Regions from separate parts of the Mus musculus genome. Here region 2 is linked to region 1. Evidence: chromatin loops called from intact Hi-C (ENCODE). Cell type or tissue: heart. All regions are shown on one strand. Links, peaks and the distances in the headings refer to the core of each region. The heading gives the core; the rest is flanking DNA.

What was found. Hi-C counts contacts between places; a loop is a spot of excess contacts. Peaks named below come from ENCODE experiments on the same cell type or tissue, not always from the same donor. Only the 100,000 strongest peaks of a DNase experiment are listed, where the experiment ranks them.
Region 2: a loop joins it to region 1, with 6 times the contacts of the local background. A loop is called at or near these places in 11 of 42 quality-filtered maps.

What each region holds. Positions count from the first base shown.
Region 1 is chr9:78,341,164-78,352,784 of GRCm38, forward strand. It overlaps Gsta2 (glutathione S-transferase, alpha 2 (Yc2)), which reads right to left and starts at 5,982. Exons shown (of 7, transcript NM_008182.3): 1 at 5,926-5,982; 2 at 667-775. The coding sequence starts at 753. In heart, for the core only: no CTCF peak of the experiment used is centred there; no DNase peak of the experiment used is centred there.
Region 2 is chr9:78,286,779-78,298,399 of GRCm38, forward strand. Gm10639 (predicted gene 10639) reads left to right here and starts at 3,150. Exons shown (of 7, transcript NM_001122660.1): 1 at 3,150-3,224; 2 at 8,006-8,114; 3 at 11,321-11,372. The coding sequence starts at 8,028. In heart, for the core only: a CTCF peak has its summit at 9,513 (motif pointing left); no DNase peak of the experiment used is centred there.

The DNA.
Region 1 (11,621 bases), core at 1,408-9,407:
TACCCGTCCTCTGCAAGAACAGTGTGGGATTTTAGCCACTGAGCTGTCACTTCAGTCCCTGCCCCTTTAAACCACCTTTATCATAGAAACTTCAGGTTCTCTACTGTAAAACTACAAGATACAAGAATGTCTATCTGTCAGTCCCCAGCTCCAATACCCCAGCTGCAGGCCACCCTGCTCATCTCTGTGCCCATCTTCTCTGAGATCGATTGTAATGTCACACAGTCCTGTGCTGTCACAGGTCGGCAGCACAAACACCTCACATAACATATATACTTCAAACATATAGAGTCATTTTGAATGAACAGTGGCTTTCCTAAAGTCACAAGATCATACCATAAATCTGTAATAATCAATTAGTGCCACCTAATAACCAGTATTCAAGTTTCTGTTTCCAGGTTTCATTATGTAATTTGATTAATATCAAGTAAGCGATTCATTATTTGATTTTTTTTCTCCTGTAAATGTCTTTTAATTGTGAATGACTTTTTCCTAGAAAGCACAGTAAAATTTCACTATGTCCAGTCGATCCATCCCCTTTTTAGTACTAGACAGTTAACCATTAAAGGCAAACTTCCTGAGCTTCTCCTGGCATGGAGTCTCTCAGCTTAGAGAAGTTTTTAAAACTGGCTCTGAGGTCCAGCTGTGGAACCCTGCACAACCTACCTCCACCCCTGCTGCAGCCAGGAGCCACCTGATGCACTCCATTCTGCCCCGGGCATTGAAGTAGTGAAGCACGGGCTTCCCGGCCATTGCAGCAACTGTGGTTCACGGTCTAGGGGTGAAAAGGCAGAGAGGTCAGCCCAGGAGCCTGTGGGGTGAATGTGTTTAGTAACACACACTGGAGAGGGCAGTCTGCCTCCTCCATGGCTGGCTTGCAGGGAGCCGAGAGAGATGTACTGGCTGGTTTTGTGTGTCAACTTGACACAAGCTGGAGTTATCAGAGAAAGGGTCTCCCTTGAGGAAATGCCTCCATGAGATCCAGCTGTGCAGCATTTTTTCAGTGATCAAGGTGGAAGGGCCCATTGTGAGCACTGCCATCCCTGGGCTGGTATTCTTGGGTTCTATAAGAAAGGCAGGCAGATTTCTGAGTTCAAGGCCAGCCTGGTCTACAGGGTGAGTTCCAGGACAGCCAGGGCTACACAGAGAAACCCAGTCTTGAAACACCAAAAAAAGAAAAGAAAAAGAAAGAAAGAAGAGAAAAAAGAAAAGGAAAAAGAAAAGAAATGAAAAGAGAAAAGAAAGCAAGCTGAGCAAGCCTGGGGAAGCAAGACAGTAAGTAACATCCCTCCATGGCCTCTGCATCAGCTCCTGCTTCCTGACCTGCTTGAGTTCCGGTCCGGACTTTCTTTGGTGATGAACGGCAATGTGGAAGTATAAGCTGAATAAATCCTTTTTTCCTCCAACTTGCTCAAGAAGCAAGGAATAGAAACCCTGATGAAGACAGGAGAGCTTTGTAACTTAATCTTTCACCCATTGGTAACCATCAACCTGCAGCTGCACCAAACCAGTCTCAGCTGCCCATAGGCCTTCACCTTGAGGTCAGAAGCAGAGTTGCCTGGAGCCTACAGTGACTAAAAAGCTGGGAGCCAGGCTAGAGGAGATGGCTCAGCGGTTAAGAGTACTGACTGCTCTTCCTGAGGTCCTGAATTCAAATCCCAGCAAACACATGGTGGCTCACAACCATCCATAATGACATCTGATGCTCTCTTGTCTGTGTCTGAGAACAGCTACAGTGTACTACTTATATACAATAAGTAAATAAATCTTTAAAAAAAAGAAAGAAACCAAACCAAACCTGGGAGCCTGTTGAGCCTTGGATGCAGAGCCATCCCGGAGGGGATGAGGCACAGAAACTCCCTGGTTCTTTGGCTCCTGGACCACTTGGTTCAGAAGCTTCCGTTGGCTCTATGTCACCCTGGCTGTGCCAATGCCCAATTCTTGCTGCAGGAGAAGGGTCATCTCCTGCTGCTTCTGTTTCCCACTGTGTGGCTGGACCGTGTTTCGAGGAGAGTAGCTGATTTGTCAGCCTCACATCCCAGGGGAAGTAACCACCTTCGGTGTGCACCACGTCAAGGGCAGGCGCTCATTGAACCTTGGTGAATCACAAAGTTCATTGGTGCGGTGCTGTCACTCTTGCAAGAAGACGGGATGATGTCATCCAGCCCCCTGAGGAGGAAACCCTGGTGGATACACCTGATATCCTGCACAGTGGGCAGACACGCTGGGTCCCTGCTGCTCAGTGACTGTAAGTCAACATCACAGGCCAGGGGTAGAGTCTTTACCTTGTCACATGATAGAAAATTTCAGGGTCTGTCTATTCTAAAAAATTCTTTCTTTCTTTTTTTTTGTTTTTTTGTTTTTGTTTTTGTTTTTTTGTTATGGTTGGTTTTGGGTTTTTGTTTTTTTGTTTTGTTTTGTTTTTTGTTTTTTTGAGACAGAGTTTCTCTGTGTAGCCCTGGCTGTCCCGGAACTCACTCTGTAGACCAGGCTGGCCTCGAACTCAGAAACCCGCCTGCCTCTGCCTCCCAAGTGCTGGGATTAAAGGCGTGTGCCACCATGAGCAGCTAGGATTCTATTTGTGTGTGTGTGTGTGTGTGTGTGTGTGTATGTGTGTGTGTGTGTGTGTGTGAGAATGTGTGTGCATGGAAGTATGGACATGCATGTGAGCATGGGTGCCATGGCTATAAAGGCTAGAAGACATTATAGCCTCTAGAGCTGGAGTTATACTGTTGAAAGCCACCTGATATGGGGGTTGGGAACTGAACTCTGTCCTTTAGAAGAGCAATGTATGCTCCTAACCACTGAATCAACACTACAGTTCTCTATGTGGGTTTCTTGTGTGGAAACTGAGTAATTCTGAGTAAGACCTTACTATTAGTTATACTTTCTTGTGCGTGTGCACATGACCGCACTCCGGGCCGACATAGATGTAAGAAGTAGGTATTGCTGTAAAGTCAGAGAGTTCTCAGTTGCTGTTTCAAGGATATTTGGCACTGGTGGTTTTGGCCAGATGATGGTTCTTTGGCTCTGTGACACTGTGGGCAATGTAGTTTAATGTAGTTCATTAACTGAGCCGACAGCCTATTTATCCCCCAGTCAGTTCAAACCACCTCTAGGCCTGGTCAAATGTCTCTTAGGGGGCAGGCACATTGCTCTCTGCTGAGAACTACTGCTCTAGTTCATACTACTAGGGAGGGACAACACCACAACAAAGAAAACCTCACACAATCACCAGGCAAGCTCAGCAGTCGAGTCGGGCAGGGCATATCAGGGGTGTGGTTGTAAACACCTATAGGCTACACTAAAGAGCCAGGAGGAGTCCAATCACTCAGACTTGGGAACAATTTCAGTTATATTTTTATAAGTGGTTGGGTTTTTTATCGTTTATTTATTATTGATTGGTGTGTCTGTGAATGAATGTGGGCATACACTAACCACTGGGCACATGGAGAGGTCAGAGAGCAGCTAACTAGAGTCAGTTCTCTCTTCTCACTCTAAGTACTCCAGATTTACCTCAGGTCATCAGCCTTGGCGGCAAGCACCTTTACCCTGAGCTATCTTGCTGACCTTTTAAAAAAATTTTTTTAAGAGTTGTGACTTAGCTAGGCAGTGGTGGCACATGCCTTTAATCCCAGCACTTGGGAGCAGAGGCAGGTGGATTTCTGAGTTCGAGGCCAGCCTGGTCTACAGAGTGAGTTCTAAGACAGCCAGGGCTACACAGAGAAACCCTGTCTCGCAAAAAAAAAAAAAAAAAAAAAAAAAGAGTCGTGACATAAAACTACCTTTTGGTCACAACATTTAACATTTTTAGGCAATAAAGTATCTAAACTCTTTGAGATGCAAAAACAAGAAGTCAGAGGGAAAGTTCCACCAGGAGCCACGACGTGTCAGTGCCTGACCCACCATCAGCTCCTCGCCTGTAGCTCGGGAATGGTCAATGCAGGCTGATGCCCAGGACCAGCGCGCGCTGTGCAGGCTCTGTCTGGTGACAGTTTTAGCCTGAGTGTATTTTTCCTCTCACTCTATTTATGTGCCAACGCCTGTGTGGCTGGATTCTTTATACATAAAAGAGTTAACTGTGCCAGCTCAGATAAACTTACGATGTTCTCCCCTCCTTTTTATGCCCTCTTTCTGGTTTATATACAAATGTTTATTTCTATTTTGAAGGAGTGCAGTAGGAGCTTTATAATCGCCTGCACTGAGCAGTTTACAAGGCCAGAGGATGATAAAGGCTGGAAGGGAACAGGGTAATGACTTCGTTTGGGCTTTGCTCTGCATGGGCTAGAACCCTATGCAGACCCCAGACTTACAGACTCCTAACTGAGCAAGAGCAAGCTCTGCTCTTGGAATTCAAGCTGAGCACCATCATCTCTGCAGCCATTAAAGCCCGGGCTGGAGGGAGAAGCCTTCCAGACTGAGAAGTCCCTGACTGCTCTGCTCATGTGGCCTCTGCCTCCTGGGCCAGCATCACCCAGCCTCAGCACAGATGTCAGCCTTCCTACCCTCAGATTGCAGCTGCTCCTCATGGTCGCCTAACAGCTGCCTGCAGCACATTATGAAGCTCTGTTCTTTTTGTCTTTCTGGTTTTCTTTGTTTTTCCCCATGAGCAAGTGCTAGTTTGCCCTGGACAGCTCAGTCTGGAGGACATCCCAGGGACTCTGAGACGCTGAGGCTCTCAGGGAAGTCCTTTGCTCCATCCTCCCCACACTGCAGTCAGTGCACAACATTGGTCAGGCTACTGCCTTGCAGCCTTCTTGGTGACGAGTGCCTTATACATGACATCCATGCTGAGCTGTGTGGCTCTCTCTAACCTCCCAGAGTTAGAGCTGCATGCTACCCAAGAGTCCTAGAGCCTTCTCCATGTTTGTGACTGCCTTGAATCTCAGTACAGGACTGGCCACATAACTGCTGAGTGTCGGAGCTTGCATTCAGCCTCGTTCTACAGAAGGACTTTATTCCTGCTGTATCTTCTTACATACTCTTTAGTTTCTAAAGGAAATAAGTAGACGGCCTCTTTCCTGGTATTGGATGGAAACCCTGGTATAGCCAGGGTCCTCAGATGGTTCAAGATTCACACTTTCTTTTTCCTACTTCCTTGCTCTGGCTCACCATTTAAAAATACAAATTGTGTTGGGTATTTAGATAATAAACTAGTAATAAAGTAGAAATCCTAAGTATGAAACCTGCTACTCTGTTCAACAGAATGATCAAGGCAATGGGAACACATGACAGACACAAATGACCTAGAAAACCGAGCTGGGAACCTGGTTTCGGAGGGGACCCGGGACGGTCTGTGGTGAATTTCACTTCTTAAGAGAGAGGAATCTGCAAGTTCTCTGTGGGTTTGGGGATGCAGTTCAGGAGAAGAACATTGTTGATCTTCATTTTTCCTGAGAGGGCAGGACAGACCCACTCCTCGATATCCTAAATCCCATGCCCTTAGATTCCCCTGCAAATCTGTTAAACCCCACCCTTTGGCTCAGTGACACTGAAGGAGGGGCAGGAAGGAGGGGACAGACAGAAGTAGAAGGGGAAAAAAGAGGAGAAGGAGAGGAGGAAGGAACAGAAGGGAAGAAGAAAGGATAGAAGAGGAGGACGGGAGACTGGAGGAGGGAGAGATGGAGGGAGGAAGGGACCTGGAGGGAGGGAGAACCGAAGAAGGAATAGAGGGGGAGCAATAGGTGGCTACTGGATGTTCAGTCTCAAAGCAATGCATATGAACCAGAACCAAATGCAGGTAAATCAATCGTAATGGACATTGAATATGAGCAGAGCCTATTATATACATGGGTGAGGATTACATAATAAATCCAATTATCTTATGCAATCAGTGCATGCTAACTAAATAAAACGCTGAAAAACTAGTTTGCAGTGCTGCAGACCTGGGAACAGGTTCCACAGGTTATAAGAGAGAACACTGACCTAGTGAGAGTCCTGGCTTCTTCTCCACTCAGCTCCCAATCCAGCTCCAGAGGAGTGTGCACGCTACTTTAGTAAGGCAACAATTCTTACCCAGTATAGGGACCAATAGGGATCAGCCCCTCCCATAGACACACATAGAGTCCAAGATACCAGAGTTTCATGATAGACTAGAAAGGTGACAAATCAGGAAGAGGGACTAATGAATCCCCACCCCTTCCTGAAAATTTAGAGTCCTCTAATATAGCCAGTTCCTGATAAGGTTCCTCTGAGCCTGTAAATGATCCTCATACATGCGTCTATAAAGAACTCTATAGGAACTCTTCTCCTTCTCCTTCTCCTTCTCCTTCTCCTTCTCCTTCTCCTTCTCCTTCTCCTTCTCCTTCTCCTTCTCCTTCTCCTTCTCTTCTCCTTCTCCTTCTCCTTCTCCTTCTCCTTCTCCTTCTCCTTCTCCTGCTCCTGCTCCTTCTCCTTCTCCTTCTCCTTCTCCTTCTTCTTCCCTTTCTTCCTTTTCTTCTTCTTCTTCTTCTTCTTCTTCTTCTTCTTCTTCTTCTTCTTCTTCTTCTTCTTCTTCTTCTTCATCATCATCTTCTTCTTCTTCTTTTCTTCTTCTCCTCCTCCTTCTTTTCTTTCTCTTCCTTTCTTTCCTTCTTTCTTTCTTTCTTTCTTTCTTTCTTCCTTTCTTTCTTTCTTGTCTCTCTCTCTTACACACACACACACACACACACACACACGTGGAATCGAGGGATAGGAAGGAAAGAAGGGAAAACCACTTGAGAGTCTCAAACAGTATGACCATCCTTACCTGAGTCACCCCACAGAACTCTCAGCTCTCATAACAAAGTTTGACTTTAAACTGCTGAATTAGGGAGATGGTTTTTTAAGGAGCCTTAAATTGCAGAATTAATGCATTGTCTCAAATTCAAGGCTAAGTTAAACACAACAGGTCACACTGCTCCCTGCTTGTTTTATCTGATGAAGCATGTTAATATTAAAATCCTGCAAATAGCATGATATCTGTCTTAATCTTTGCCCTGTTTTGATTTAAAAAACTCAAGAGCCAGAGGGCAGAGAAGACGGACACAGCTCACACTTAACTTTATCTGGTGACCAGTCACATTCTGTCCAGCCTGCTCTAGGTCTCAGTGCAGCCTGTGAGTCCCTGCAGTTACTCCTGTGGGAAAGTTGCTTTGTCACCATTAGCAATGTCATTTCCAAGCTAGTGAGAATTACTGATCCTTCCTGCCAAGTTCAGACAGGGCTCTTATCCACAACAAGGTCATTCTCGCTGACCTCACTCACACACCCACAAGCTGATTCATGATTTTAGTTAATCCATGGTTCATGGGTCTTGGTTATTAATCATTACCTGATGATCTGGCTGGCCTCCGAGATGCCTGTCACATGCCTAAGGCTGTATACCCTACCAGAAAGGAGGGCTGGCCTCTTTTTATCTTGGTGTCCACTGCTAATTTCTCTTCAGCTATAGAATTTCGTTCTTCAAGGACCCTTCACTTTGCTAAAAACAGATGACAACCTAGCCATTCCGCATTTCATGGTACACATATGTGCACACAGGGTCTCAGCCACAGGGATGAGTTGTGTTTGAACACTGCTCATGAAAGAGTCCCTGTCACAGCCTGACAGCCTATGGCAGAGGAGGGAAGGAAACTCGTGGTGAAAGGAGATGTCCCAGGAGAGCAATGCCAGTAGAGACAACTGGGAGATCTACAGTGCACAGCAAGGGCTGAGTCAGGAGTCCTGCTGAGGACTGCCTTTGCCTTAGAGCTGAGTGCATTGTCCTAGCCTGGAAAGGAAGCGCTCAGCTGCCTGCCTGTTCTGTGCCATTTTCCTATGGTCATGTGGAGGCCCTGTTCTTCAAGCCTGCCTGCACTTTAGCCTTTCTCTGCAGTCCAGGCTCCACACTCATGTTTCTTCAGCTGGCCCTCCTTCTCTCCAGCCTTTTCCTCTCCATCCTCTCCATCCTTCTCCTCTCCATCCTCTGGGCATGCTGCACTGCCTCCACCAGGTCCCTTTACAGATGGAGTGAAGCACTGAGTGCAGCACTCTGGAGGCAGAGGCAGGTGGATTTCTGAGTTCCAGGCCAGCCTGGTCTACAAAGTGAGTTCCAGGACAGCCAGGGCTACACAGAGAAACCCTGTCTCGAAAAACCAAAAAAAAAAAAAACCCTGAGTGAAGAATTCTCCAGGGCTTAGTTCCAAGTTTTAGTTCCAAGTTCCCATGGCTGGCCAGGTGTGCGGCAGAAAGGCCACGATGGGCATGTGACCAACTTCCCTTGAGTGTTGGAGATGTGTCCCTTTGTGCAGGTGTAGAAAGGACAGTTGAGTGATTTATCATGTGCTACTCCACCAGACTAACAAATGTCCAAGCTCTTTGTTGCAATTCCTGGACTTTATCTGAAATAAAAATTTGATGTGTCCTTCAAATGTGTTCTTTAAAATTACTTGGGCTTCAGAAAAGTTTCACGGGGCTGAGAGTGCAGCTTGGTGGTATAGCCTGCTCTGCCATGCTCCCAAGAGCCTGGGGCAGAGTTCTTACATGGAAAAGACAAGCTCAAAGGTATAGACCCCCAAATACTGTTCCCCAGTGTGAAGGTTAATGTAGACACCAAGACCCCTTTGTCACACCACTCTGAGGCTGTTTCTCTTTGTCCCTTAAAAGTTTTTTTTTTTTTTCTTTTTTTTTTTTTTTTTTGAGACAGGGTTTCTCTTTATAGCCCTGGCTGTCCTGGAACTCACTCTGTAGACCAGGCTGGCCTCGAACTCAGAAATTCGCCTGCCTCTGCCTCCCGAGTGCTGGGATTAAAGGCGTGCGCCACCACGCCCGGCAGTCCCTTAAAAGTTAATGGGGGGAAAAAAAGGTGTGCTCGTGAAGAATGCTAGCCATGATTTGGAATGTGTCTTGGGCCTTATTGAGAGTAGACCAATTTTAGGCTTCATCAGAGGCCTCAGTAAAAGGACAAAAAAGACCCTAGTTCTGTGTCTTTGCTAAGGAGTAGACTTGTCAAGGCCAGTTTGGGGATGAAGTCCTGGCCTTGAAGGATTGAGAGTTTTGGTTCCTGGGAACTTGGCTTTTCTCATGAAGAGACTCAATTATCAGTCCCAAGGCCACAGTGTGCTCCATCTGAAATGTTCAAGTCACCCCATCTGTTTCCTTTGTTCAACATTGTGTGATTAGCCTCCTGCTGACTTTGTCCCTGTGTAAGATAGCTTCCTTCCACTGTCCTTGCCCACTTTCTCTCCTCAACATAATAAATAACATGGATGTACTTCTTGTCTCTTAATTAGTTTTCTTTTATTATTTACATCACAAATGTTGCCCCCAATCACCCCTCCCCTTTGCTTCTGAGAGGTTCCCCTCCAACACAATGGCTGCACTTCTTTTTTTTTTTTTTTTTTTAACTCTTTTTTTTTTTTTTTAAAGATTTATTTATTTATTAATTATATGTAAGTACACTGTAGCTGTCTTCAGACACTCCAGAAGAAGGAGTCAGATCTCGTTACGGATGGTTGTGAGCCACCATGTGGTTGCTGGGATTTGAACTCCGGACCTTTGGAAGAACAGTCGGGTGCTCTTACCCACTGAGCCATCTCACCAGCCCCGGCTGCACTTCTTTAGTAAGCTTTTTTGGCATAAGAAACAGCTTGTGTAAGACTTCCCCATTTCAAACATATGTATCTCCTTACCTTATGATTTCCTTAACGCTCTCAAATGACCCTGTGACCTAACACTGAAGAATGACCAACTGGGCCAACTCAGGCCCTCCTTGTTATTTTCAGATAACTTGATTGAAGATGTGTGTGTGTGTTATATGTATATATATTATATATATGTTACATATGTGTATATATATGCAAAATAAGGTAAATTAATGCGGTTTCTCCCTCACCATGTGATTTCTCAGGATCATATGCAATAAGAAATATTTGGGGCTGGTGAGATGGCTCAGTGGGCTAGAGCACTGACTGCTCTTCTGAAGGTCCTGAGTTCAAATCCCAGCAACCACATGGTGGCTCATAACCACCTGTAATGAGATCTGATGCCCTCTTCTGGTGTGTCTGAAGACAGATACAGTGTACTTAATTATAATAATAAATAAGTCTTTTTTTAAAAAAAGAAATATTTGGAGTCTTCCTATACTTCCTTTACTATAATAGTAAAGCCATTCTGGGTTTATATTTATTTCTTATTCTGGATCCAAGACTTCTGCCTTTCTTTCTTTTCCTTCCTTCCTCCCTCCCTCCCTTCCTTTCTTCCTTCCTTTCTTTCTTTCTTTCTCTTCATTTCTTTCTTTCTTTGTTTTTTTTTAAGATTTATTTATTATTATACATAAATACACTGTAGCTGTCTTCAGACACTCCAGAAGAGGGTGTCAGATCTTATTACAGATGTTTGTGAGCCACCATGTGGTTGCTGGGAATTGAACTCAGAACCTCTGGAAGAGCAGTCAGTGCTCTTAACCTCTGAGCCATCTCTCCAGCCCTCTTTCTTTGTTTTAATTCATATAGAACTACTTCAAGATGTCTCCGAATGTTTTGCCTGTTGTTTGGGTGTGTGGATCACGAGGTTGTCGGGTGTGGGCAGAGTCCGGAAGAGAGCTTTGCCAATCCAGTGATAACTGTCAAATGCCCATCCTGCTGAGAACCACATTTGCTGATTAAACATGCATAAAGACCAAATTGCCAGAAGAGGACTCCAATCCAAACATCTTTAGATTTCATTCTTTGAATTGGGACCTTTTGTTTGTTTTCCCTTGGTTTTTTGTTTGTTTGTTTGTTTTTCTGAGGCATGGTATTTGTAAGTAGTTGTTCTTGAACTGGCCTTGTAGACCAAGCTGACCTTGAATTCTGAGATCAGTCTGCCTCTGCTTTCTGAGTGTTGCCTGCAAGAATCTGGTTTGGGGAGGGGCTAAACTATCACAGTGAGAGCTGCTATCATTCATGTCACCAGGAGTTAGTCATTTGGAAGAGGTGCCAGCAGCCTCTAGTTCTATCTGTGCCTTCAAATTCTATGCAAGGCCGGACTAAGCTGAAGGAGTAAACGGGAGTCTCAGGGGGCACACAGTGGCCATGGAATACTTTCACCAAAGATAGATTCCCTGACAATCTAAAAGGCTTCTCAGACTGCCCTTTGAGAATCAAATGGGAGGCCAGAACCAAATGTTTTTTTTTTTTAAGATTTATTTTATTATTATATGTAAGTACACTGTAGCTGTCTTCAGACACTCCAGAAGAGGGAGTCAGATCTTGTTACAGATGGTTGTGAGCCACCATGTGGTTGCTGGGATTTGAACTCTGGACCTTCGGAAGAGCAGTCGGGTGCTCTTACCCACTGAGCCGTCTCACCAGCCCCCAAATCTTTTCCATAAAGCACCTCGATTGACTACACACTAACCCGTTTGGACCGACTGGCTGCCTTCCTTCCCAAGGCACAGATCATCCCAGCATGGGAAGATGCCACCCCCCTCCCTTTTCACCCTTCCACCATACACTCAATAAAATAAAATAAATGAAAAAAAAAACTACTTCAAACTAGTGGCTTGCCTGCATGTACCCATGTACACCAGTGTGTCCCAGGTGCACACAGAGGACAGAAGAGGGCTTCAGATACCTGGAACTGGAGTTACACCATGTAGGTGCTGGAAAATGGACTTGAGTCCTCTGCTAGGACAAGTGCCC
Region 2 (11,621 bases), core at 2,058-10,057, 54 kb before region 1:
CAGAACCAGTATCCAGCAGACCCCGAAAAGTCTGATTATTTCCTTTTCCCCAGTGTACAGTTACCCTTGTAAAAGGCCGTAGGTCCCTCTGGGGAAGAACTGGAGAAAGGGTAACAGCAAAACCTTTGAGTGTCTTATCAAGATCCTTCCTCAGAGGAACCTGGCCACCCCTTCATTCAAGGGGTTCCGGATCTGCAAACTGTCTCAAGTCTGGAAATTGATTCACTGGCCGAGATTGCTGTTTACCACGATCTAATGTAGCCTTTCTTTCATTTGTTTGAGAATTTTTCTGCTTATACAGATCAAACAAATATGCAGTAGGCTTCCTATGTATTTCATTCCTGGAAACACCATGATTGATTAGCCAGTACCAAAGGTCCAAGCGAGTCATGCCATTATAAATTTCACCTCTCCTGTGCTGACCATTACTGGGTATGTTATTATAAACATTCTTTTGTCTACGCTGTCCATTATAATAACTAGGATCACCTTGTCTCCGGCGATTCAATGCTGCCACCTGGCCCTTGTTACCTCGGGATCCAACTAAACCCAGTGAATTTAATTCATCTAATTGAGCAGAAGCATCTCCAATGCTAAGATCTGGCACAAGGAAAAGGGAAAGAACAAAACCCTTCAAATGTGCTGGTGCCCCTCTCACCAATTTGCGTCTTATAGAGCTGGTGAAAGGCATATCTTCTGGACCTTCCCATTGTGGACAATTATGCTTTACACAATATATCCACTCTAGCATTGCAATTTCCCTAAGTCTTAAAATCCCTTCATCAACACTAAGCCACGGAATATCAGGCATCTCCAAGTCATTTCCAGTAGGCCATCTTTTGATAAACACCTCAGCCAACCATTCAAACAAACTTTTGACACCTTTTTTAACTATGCGAGCTTCCGTATTAAACCTAGAATCTCTACTCAGAGGACCCATGTCAATAAACTCAGCCTGCTCTAGTTTTATGTTCCTTCCACCCTTATCCCACACCCTTAAAATCCATTCCCACACATATTCACCAGGTTTCTGCTTGAATGAATTAGCAAACTCATTAAGCTCCTTAGTAGTGTAGCGAATTTCCTCATGGACTATACTTTCTACCTCCCCTCTAGGAGCCTGTTTTGCTTTGAGTCTGGTTACAGGTCTAGAAGAAACTATTGGTGGGCCGTGAGCAGACTCTGCAAAATTAATTTCCTCATGTGGGGAAGGCATTATTTCAAGAGGTGGGGCTGAGGGTACTACTTCCTCAGGTGGGGCAAACCCTTGAGAATCTGAGGATTCAAAATTCTCAGCTTCAACATGGTCTTCCCACACATCCCCGTCCCATGTTGTAGGATCCCATTCTTTGCCAATTAGAGCCCTTACTTTAACTGTCGACACACTCTGAGGCTGAGACTTGAATTTTCTCTGTAGTTCAGCCAACCTTACAATGAGAGTTTCTGTTTGATTTTCTGCAACTTGAGCTCTATTGCTACAAGAGAGAAGATTCTCCTCAAGGACACACTTAGCAACTTTTAGATCGTTTACTTGTGTCTGGAGCCTTTCGATTTTATCACACAACTCCTTCCTTTCATTCATCATTTTTTCCACAGATACTAAGAGCAGCCAGCCAGTAAAATCATTTTTCGATTTTTTCCCCATCTTGTAGAAAGCTTTGTGCACTGAATCACCTAATTCATTAAGAAAATCAAGGGCATTAGCTTCTTTAAGTTCGGAATATAGTTTCAACCATGGGTCTTCAAAATTCTCTGAGCTCCCAGGAGGGAGAGAATCTGGAGAGGTTTCAATATTTGAAAGTGCTGGTGGATCAACAAGCCAATTCCAGTATTTTAAAAGATTCATCCTTGTACTTCTGTTACTCTAGAACCACTCCTGGTACCAACTTCTGTATTAGTCAGGGTTCTCTAGAGTCACAGAACTTATGGATAATCTCTAAATAGTAAAGGAATTTATTGATGACTTACAGTCGGCAGCCGAATTCCCAACAATTGTTCAGTCGCAGCTGTGAATGGAAGTCCAAGGATCTAGCAGTTACTCAGTCTCACGCAGCAAGCAGGCAAAGGAGCAAGAGCAAGAGCTAGACTCCCTTCTTCCAATGTCCTTATATTGTCTCCAGCAAAAGGTGTAGCCCAGATTAAAGGTGTGTTCCACCACACCTTTAATCCCAGATGAAAGGCATAGCCCAGATTTAAGGTGTGTTCCTTAACTCGGAGATTCAATCTTCTGGAATCCATAGCCACTATGGCTCAAGATCTTCAAACCAGGATCCAGATAAGGATCTCCAAGCCTCCAGATAAGGGTCACTGGTGAGCCTTCCAATTCCGAATTGTAGTTCATTCCAAATATTGTCAAGTTGACAACCAGGAATAGCCACTACAGTGGATAAGAGCCATGTCTGAACTTGGCAGGAAGGATCAGTAATTCTCATTAGCTTGGAAATGACATTGCTAATGGTGACAAAGCAACTTTCCCACAGGAGTAACTGCAGGGACTCACAGGCTGCACTGAGACCTAGAGCAGGCTGGACAGAATGTGACTGGTCATCCAGATAAAGTTAAGTGTGAGCTGTGTCCCTCCTTTCTGCCCTCTGGCTCTTGAGTTTTTTAATCAAAGCAGGACAAAGATTAAGATAGATATCATGCTATGGCAGGATTTTAATATTAACATGCTTCACCAGAGAAAACAAGGAGGGAGCAGTGTGACCTGTTGTGTCCAACTTAGCCTTGAATTTGAGACAATGCGTTAATTCTGCAATTTAGGGCTACTTAACAAGCCATCCCTGAAACCCAATAGTTCAATGTCACATTGCTACATAGCAGAGGGTTCCCAGGGTTCACTCTGTGGTATTATTTCTGCTCCTAGTGCAGTTTTTCCTCCTTCTTTTCCTCCCTTCTTAATCAAGATGTCTCTTTCAGGTTACTCACAGGATCATGGAGAGGAGAGGTGACTTAGAGGCCCATAAACATGACACCAAGAACTTCATGAATGGAGCCAGATCTTCAGGGAAAGGTGGTGGCTTGTCAGCCCCTCCCGATGATTTGGCACCTTTCTAGTCTATCACGAAACTCTGGAATCTTGGACTCTGTGTGTGTCTGTGGGAGGGGCTGTTCCCTATTTGTCCCCACACCCTGGGTAAGAATTTACCTTACTAAAGTATCGTGCACACTCCTCTGGAGCTGGACTGGGAGCTGAGTGGAGAAGAAGCCAGGACTCTCACTAGGTCAGTGTTCTCTCTTATAACCTGTGGAACCTGTTCCCAGGTCTGCAACACTGCAAACTAGTTTTTCAGTGTTTTATTTAGTTAGCATGCACTGATTGCATAAGATAATTGGATTTATTATGTAATCCTCACCCATGTATATAATAGGCTCTGCTCATATTCAATGTCCATTACGATTGATTTACCTGCATTTGGTTCTGGTTCATATGCATTTCTTTGAGACTGAACATCCAGTACCCACCTATTGCTCCTCCACTATTCCTTCTTTTGGTTCTCCCTCCCTCCCGGTCCCTTCCTCCCTCCATCTCTCCCTCCTCCAGTCTCCCGTCCTCCTCTTCTGTCCTTTCTTTTTTCCTTCTGTTCCTTCCTCCTCTCCTTCTCCTCTTTTTTCCCCCTCTACTTCTGTCTGTCCCCTCCTTCCTGCCCCTCCTTCAGTGTCACTGAGCCAAAGGGTGGGGTTTAATGGATTTGCAGGGGAATCTAAGGGCATGGGATTTAGGATAGTGAGGAGTGGGTCTGTCCTGCCCTCTCGGGCAAAATGAAGATCAACAATGTTCTTCTCCTGAACTGCATCCCCAAACCCACAGAGAACTTGCAGATTCCTCTCTCTTAAGAAGTGAACTGATAAGAAGGACACATGCTCCACTATGTTCATAGCAGCCTTATTTATAATAGCCAGAAGCTGGAAAGAACCTAGATGCCCCTCAACAGAGGAATGGATACAGAAAATGTGGTACATCTACACAATGGAGTACTACTCAGCTATTAAAAAGAATGAATTTATGAAATTCCTAGCCAAATGGATGGACCTGGAGGGCATCATCCTGAGTGAGGTAACACGTTCACAAAGAAACTCACACAATATGTACTCACTGATAAGTGGATATTAGCCCCAAACCTAGGATACCCAAGATATAAGATATAATTTGCTAAACACATGAAACTCAAGAAGAATGAAGACTGAAGTGTGGACACTATGCCCCTCCTTAGATTTGGGAACAAAACACCCATGGAAGGAGTTACAGAGACAAAAGTTTGGAGCTGAGATGAAAGGATGGACCATATAGAGACTGCCATATCCAGGGATCCACCCCATAATCAGCATCCAAACGCTGACACCATTGCATACACTAGCAAGATTTTATTGAAAGGACCCAGATGTAGCTGTCTCTTGTGAGACTATGCCGGGGCCTAGCAAACACAGAAGTGGATGCTCACAGTCAGCTAATGGATGGATCATAGGGCTCCCAATGGAGGAGCTAGAGAAAGTAGCCAAGGAGCTAAAGGGATCTGCAACCCTATAGGTGGAACAACATTATGAACTAACCAGTACCCCGGAGCTCTTGACTCTAGCTGCATATATATCAAAAGATGGCCTAGTCGGCCATCACTGGAAAGAGAGGCCCATTGGACTTGCAAACTTTATATGCCCCAGTACAGGGGAACCCCAGGGCCAAAAAGGGGGAGTGGGTGGGCAGGGGAGTGGGGGTGGGTGGATATGGGGGACTTTTGGTATAGCATTGGAAATGTAAATGAGCTAAATACCTAATAAAAAATGGAAAAAAAAAAAAAGAAGTGAAATTAACCACAGACTGTCCCGGGTCCCCTCTGAAACCACGTTCCCAGCTCGGTTTTCTAGGTCATTTGTGTCTGTCATGCGGATTCCCATTGACTTGATCATTCTGTTGAACAGAGTAGCAGGTTTTATACTTAGGATTTCTACTCAGCAGTTACGTGGCCAATCCTGTGCTGAGGTTCAAGGCAGTCACAAACATGGAGAAGGCTCTAGGACTCTTGGGTAGCATGCAGCTCTAACTCTGGGATGTTAGAGAGAGCCACACAGCTCAGCATGGATGTCATGTATAAGGCACTCATCACCAAGAAGGTTGCAAGGCAGTAGCCTGACCAATGTTGTGCACTGACTGCAGTGTGGGGAGGATGGAGCAAAGGACTTCCCTGAGAGCCTCAGCGTCTCAGAGTCCCTGGGATGTCCTCCAGACTGAGCTGTCCAGGGCAAACTAGCACTTGCTCATGGGGAAAAACAAAGAAAACCAGAAAGACAAAAAGAACAGAGCTTCATAATGTGCTGCAGGCAGCTGTTAGGCGACCATGAGGAGCAGCTGCAATCTGAGGGTAGGAAGGCTGACATCTGTGCTGAGGCTGGGTGATGCTGGCCCAGGAGGCAGAGGCCACATGAGCAGAGCAGTCAGGGACTTCTCAGTCTGGAAGGCTTCTCCCTCCAGCCCGGGCTTTAACGGCTGCAGAGATGATGGTGCTCAGCTTGAATTCCAAGAGCAGAGCTTGCTGTTCAGTTAGGAGTCTGTAGGTCTGGGGTCTGGATAGGGTTCTAGCCCATGCAGAGCAAAGCCCAAACGAAGTCATTACCCTGTTCCCTTCCAGCCTTTATCATCCTCTGGCCTTGTAAACTGCTCAGTGCAGGCGATTATAAAGCTCCTACTGCACTCCTTCAAAATAGAAATAAACATTTGTATATAAACCAGAAAGAGGGCATAAAAAGGAGGGAGAACATCGTAAGTTTATCTGAGCTGGCACAGTTAACTCTTTTATGTATAAAGAATCCAGCCACACAGGCGTTGGCACATAAATAGAGTGAGAGGAAAAATACACTCAGGCTAAAACTGTCACCAGACAGAGCCTGCACAGCGCGCGCTGGTCCTGGGCATCAGCCTGCATTGACCATTCCCAAGCTACAGGCGAGGAGCTGATGGTGGGTCAGGCACTGACACGTCGTGGCTCCTGGTGGAACTTTCCCTCTGACTTCTTGTTTTTGCATCTCAAAGAGTTTAGATACTTTATTGCCTAAAAATGTTAAATGTTGTGACCAAAAGGTAGTTTTATGTCACAACTCTTTTTTTTTTTTTTTTTTTTTTTTTTTTTTTTTTTTTTGCGAGACAGGGTTTCTCTGTGTAGCCCTGGCTGTCTTAGAACTCACTCTGTAGACCAGGCTGGCCTCGAACTCAGAAATCCACCTGCCTCTGCCTCCTAAGTGCTGGGATTAAAGGCATGCACCACCACTGCCTGGCTAAGTCACAACTATTTTAAAAACAACAACAACAAAACAACCAAAAAAAAAAAAATAGAATCCTTTTTAAAAGACAGACCCTGAAGTTTTCTATCCTGTGACAAGGTAAAGACTCTACCCCTGGCCTGTGATGTTGACTTATAGTCACTGAGCAGCAGGGACCCAGCATGTCTGCCCACTGTGCAGGATATCAGATGTATCCACCAGGGTTTCCTCCTCAGGGGGCTGGATGACATTATCCCCTCTTCTTGCAAGAGTGACAGCACCGCACCAATGAACTTTGTGATTCACCGAGGTTCAATGAGCGCCTGCCCTTGACGTGGTGCACACCGAAGGTGGTTACTTCCCCTGGGATGTGAAGCTGACACATCAGCTACTCTCCTCGAAACACGGTCCAGCCACACAGTGGGAAACAGAAGCAGCAGGAGATGACCCTTCTCCTGCAGTGAGAATTGGGCATTGGCACAGCCAGGGTGACATAGAGCCAACGGAAGCTTCTGAACCAAGTGGTCCAGGAGCCAAAGAACCAGGGAGTTTCTGTGCCTCATCCCCTCCGGGATGGCTCTGCATCCAAGGCTCAACAGGCTCCCAGGTTTGGTTTGGTTTCTTTCTTTTTTTTAAAGATTTATTTACTTATTATATATAAGTAGTACACTGTAGCTGTTCTCAGACACAGACAAGAGAGCATCAGATGTCATTATGGATGGTTGTGAGCCACCATGTGTTTGCTGGGATTTGAATTCAGGACCTCAGGAAGAGCAGTCAGTACTCTTAACCGCTGAGCCATCTCCTCCAGCCTGGCTCCCAGCTTTTTAGTCACTGTAGGCTCCAGGCAACTCTGCTTCTGACCTCAAGGTGAAGGCCTATGGGCAGCTGAGACTGGTTTGGTGCAGCTGCAGGTTGATGGTTACCAATGGGTGAAAGATTAAGTTACAAAGCTCTCCTGTCTTTGTCAGGGTTTCTATTCCTGCACAAACCAAGAAGCAAGTTGGGGAGGAAAGGATTTACTCAGCTTACACTTCCACATTGCCTTTCATCACCAAAAAAAGTCCGGACCGGAACTCAAACAGGTCAGGAAGCAGGAGCTGATGCAGAGGCCATGGAGGGATGTTGCTTACTGGCTTGCTTCCCCAGGCTTGCTCAGCTTTCTTTCTTTTTCTTTTTCTTTTTCTTTTTCTTTTTCTTTTTCTTTTTCTTTTTCTTTTTCTTTTTCTTTTTCTTTTTCTTTTTCTTTTTCTTTTTCTTTTTCTTTTTCTTTTTCTTTTTCTTCTTCTCTTCCTTTCTTTCTGTCTGTCTGTCTTTCTTTCTTTCTTTCTTTCTTTCTTTCTTTTGTGCTTTTGTGTGTGTGCTTCAAGACTGGGTTTCTCTGTGTAGCCCTGGCTGTCCTGGAACTCACCCTGTAGACCAGGCTGGCCTTGAACTCAGAAATCTGCCCGCCTTTCTTATAGAACCCAAGAATACCAGCCCAGGGATGGCAGTGCTCACAATGGGCCCTTCCACCTTGATCACTGAAAAAATGCTGCACAGCTGGATCTCATGGAGTCATTTCCTCAAGGGAGGCCCTTTCTCTGATAACTCCAGCTTGTGTCAAGTTGACATACAAAACCAGCCAGTACATCTCCCTCAGCTCCCTGCAAGCCAGCCATGGAGGAGGCAGACTGCCCTTCTCCAGTGTGCCTTACTAAACACATCCACCCCACAGGCTCCTGGGCTGACCTCTCTGCCTTTTCACCCCTAGACCGTGAACCACAGTTGCTGCAATGGCCGGGAAGCCCGTGCTTCACCACTTCAATGCCCGGGGCAGAATGGAGTGCATCAGGTGGCTCCTGGCTGCAGCAGGGGTGGAGGTAGGTTGTGCAGGGTTCTGCAGCTGGACCTCAGAGCCAGTTTAAAAAACTTCTCTAAGCTGAGAGACTCCATGCCAGGAGAAGCTCGGGAAGTTTGCCTTTAATGGTTAACTGTCTAGTACTAAAAAGGGGATGGATCGACTGGACATAGTGAAATTTTACTGTGCTTTCTAGGAAAAAGTCATTCACAATTAAAAGACATTTTCAGGAGAAAAAAATCAAATAATGAATCGCTTACTTGAGATTAATCAAATTACATAATAAAATATGGAAACAGAAACTTGAATACTGGTTATTAGGTGACACTAATTGATTATTACAGATTTATGGTATGACCTTGTGACTTTAGGAAAGCCACTGTTCATTCAAAAAGACTCCATATGTTTGGAGTATATAAGTTATGTGAGGTGTTTGTGCTGCCGACCTGTGACAGCACAGGACTGTGTGACATTACAGTCGGTATCAGAGAAGATGGGCACAGAGATGAGCAGGGTGGCCTGCAGCTGGGGTATTGGAGCTGGGGACTGACAGATGGACATTCTTGTATCTTGTAGTTTTACAGTAGAGAACCTGAAGTTTCCATGATAAAGATGGTTTAAAGGGGCCGGGACTGAAGTGATGGGGGTTAAAATCCCACACTGTTCTTGCAGAGGACGGGTACAGGCTGCTCACAAACACCTGTCACTCTAACCCCAGAGGGTTCCATGCCTTTGACCATCATGGGCAATTGAGCAGACATGTGCATGCACACACACACAAACACACACACAAACACACACACACACACCTTTCCACATATAGTATAAAAACATTAAAAGGGATAAACAGGGATAAACTATATCAGAAAACTAAATAGAGGTTTTTTGTTTTTGTTTTTGTTTTTTTGGGTTTTTTTTTGTTGTTGTTTTGTTTTGTTTTGTTTTTGTTTTTGTTTTTGTTTTTGAGACAGGGTTTCTCTGTGTAGCCCTGGCTGTCCAGGAACTCACTTTGTAGACCAGGCTGGCCTTGAACTCAGAAATCTGCCTGCCTCTGCCTCCTGAGTGCTGGGAATAAAGGCGTGTGCCACCACACCCGGCTTCTACAGTTAAATTTAAAACCCCCAGCACAAATGAGAGGTCCAACAGAAAGGTTGTAACAAACGACCTGTTGAAACTGAGCAACACTCAGTAATCAGTTTCCCATGACTATCAAATAGCAGGCACAGGGCTGTCGGGAGAGTATAAGTGGTGAATAAGAGAGAGCTCACATCCTCAGGCAGCCTCCACGTCTGTGAGCTTCAGCTTTCAGTGTGAGTGGCCCAGGTGAGGAGAGGGCAGCAGCATTCAGCAGCTACATGCTTTCCTTTCAAGCTTTTGAGCAGAAAATGCAGGTAGGCTTTAGTGCTTCCCTCTAGCGGCGACTCTGGGGAAAACACCTCCCAGGTCACACCAGGGAGGCTCAGCAGATAGGGATGCCTGGGGATAAAGTGGTGGACACTGCTGGCTGGAGATCAGGTCCTCAGATAGCAGCAGAATGGGAGGCTTAAAGGATGAAGTGGCATCCCAGAAAGGCCGCTGGTGTCCTCCCGCAGAATCATAGCCAAGTGTTTACCTCAGCTGTGGAATCGCACCTTCTCCATTCCTAAAAGATAAGGGCTTCCTTTGGATCCTTTCTGAATGAAGGAGAACATAGGACAGAGACACTTCAGAGCTGTCCCCGGGGTGAATGCTTTAAATAAACACATAATGGGCTCCAGAGTCCATATGACAGCATTGTGGCTGGGGGATATGTGCTAAGCCACTGGGGTGCTGAGTTCAGCACAAGAGGAAGGCAGGGATGGGGCCATCTGCACAGAAGCCTTCCTCTTCTGAGTCCCATAGTGACTGGGAAGGCAGTGGGTGGGGCTGTTAGAGAGCAGGCTCAAACCTTGCAGATGCCATGTGCCTGAAGGACAGCCATTGGCATCACTCTCACCGTCGACCTCACCCCCACCAGCCCATCACAATTCAGCCCCCATCTGTGATGACTGCTGTGTGATCCCTGTACTTCTCTGAAGGCTGTGCAAATTGCTGATGCTTCTATTTACGTTGCCTATCAACCCGATCCTGTCAGGTTGTGGAACCATCAGCAATCTCACTAGGCAAGTTTGAAGCTGATTTTCAACCTTGAAAAGCTAAAAAATTCTTTACAGTCTGAAGGAAAATGAGTGGTTTAGTTTACTTAAGAAGGCTGGAGATTAAACATGGCTTCAGGTCCCATTAACATATATAACGGCCATGGTGGGTTGTCACTGGGTATGTGCACACAAAAGCATTTAATACTCATACATAAAACACATACATATATGAAAAACACAACAATGGCCCGGAGAAATAAGCAACTTTACCAAAGGGCTGGTGTAGTGGCTTAGCAGTTTACATTTCTTTTTTTTTTTGAGAGAGGGTTTCTCTGTATAGCCCTGGCTGTCCTGGAACTCACTTTGTAGACCAGGCTGGCCTCAAACTCAGAAATCTGCCTGCCTCTGCCTCCCAAGTCCTAGGATTAAAGGCGTGTGCCACCACACAGAGCTTAGAGTTCTTACTGAACATGCAGGAAATCTTCTGTGGTTTTCAGCACCCAGATAAGACAGCTAATAACTGCCTGTTACTCCAGCCTCAAGGGACTCTCTACACCTGGCCTCCATGATCTTGACCTCCAGGAGGAATGTATTCATATGTACAAAACACACACACAAACACACACACACACAAACACACACACAAACACACACACACACACACACACGTTTGAATGCATGTACAATTAAAATTAGTAAAACTAAATCCTAAAGAAACAAAACCCAAGTGGTCCATGCCAAACACCATGATGGAGATCTGGAAATTTCTATCCTCTTCTCAGGGGAATTAGCAGGCTTTCCTGAGTGCCAAAACCTTAACAAAGTCTCAGTGCTTGCCTGCCAGGGAGATCTCTCTCTTCTTAGGACCTAAGCATGGCCATCATGAGTTCTAGAGGAAGAACGAGCCAAGAATGAGCAGCTTGATTGTGCTCAATGCCCATCTGCTGAACAATCTATTCTGAATTTCCAAGTGGCCATGAATAGACTCCTTTGTATCTCCTGGAGGTTTTCAGTTCTGCAGATGAAGTACCCAACAGGGACCACTGAAGTTCAAAGGTCTACAGTAACACAGAAGGAGCTAATGAGCATGCTTTTATTTTCCTACTTTCAGTTTGAAGAGAAGTTTATACAGAGTCCGGAAGATTTGGAAAAGCTAAAAAAAGGTAACACAGAGTATCTGTGTGATATCAGTGAGGTGCCTCGGTAAAGGCCTGTCTGAAGGTGATGTTGGTGGGTGGTGGGTGGGAGTAGTTAGAATGGCAGAGTGGTCTGATGTACCTGGTGGGGCTCCCTGAGTGACGTGGAACAGTGGGAATAGGGGCATGGTCAAGTGTCTCCAAGGATTTGTCTGGTGACTTGGGAATGTTTTCTCATGATTTCCTCATCAGCTAGTTCACTCAGGTTCACTCATT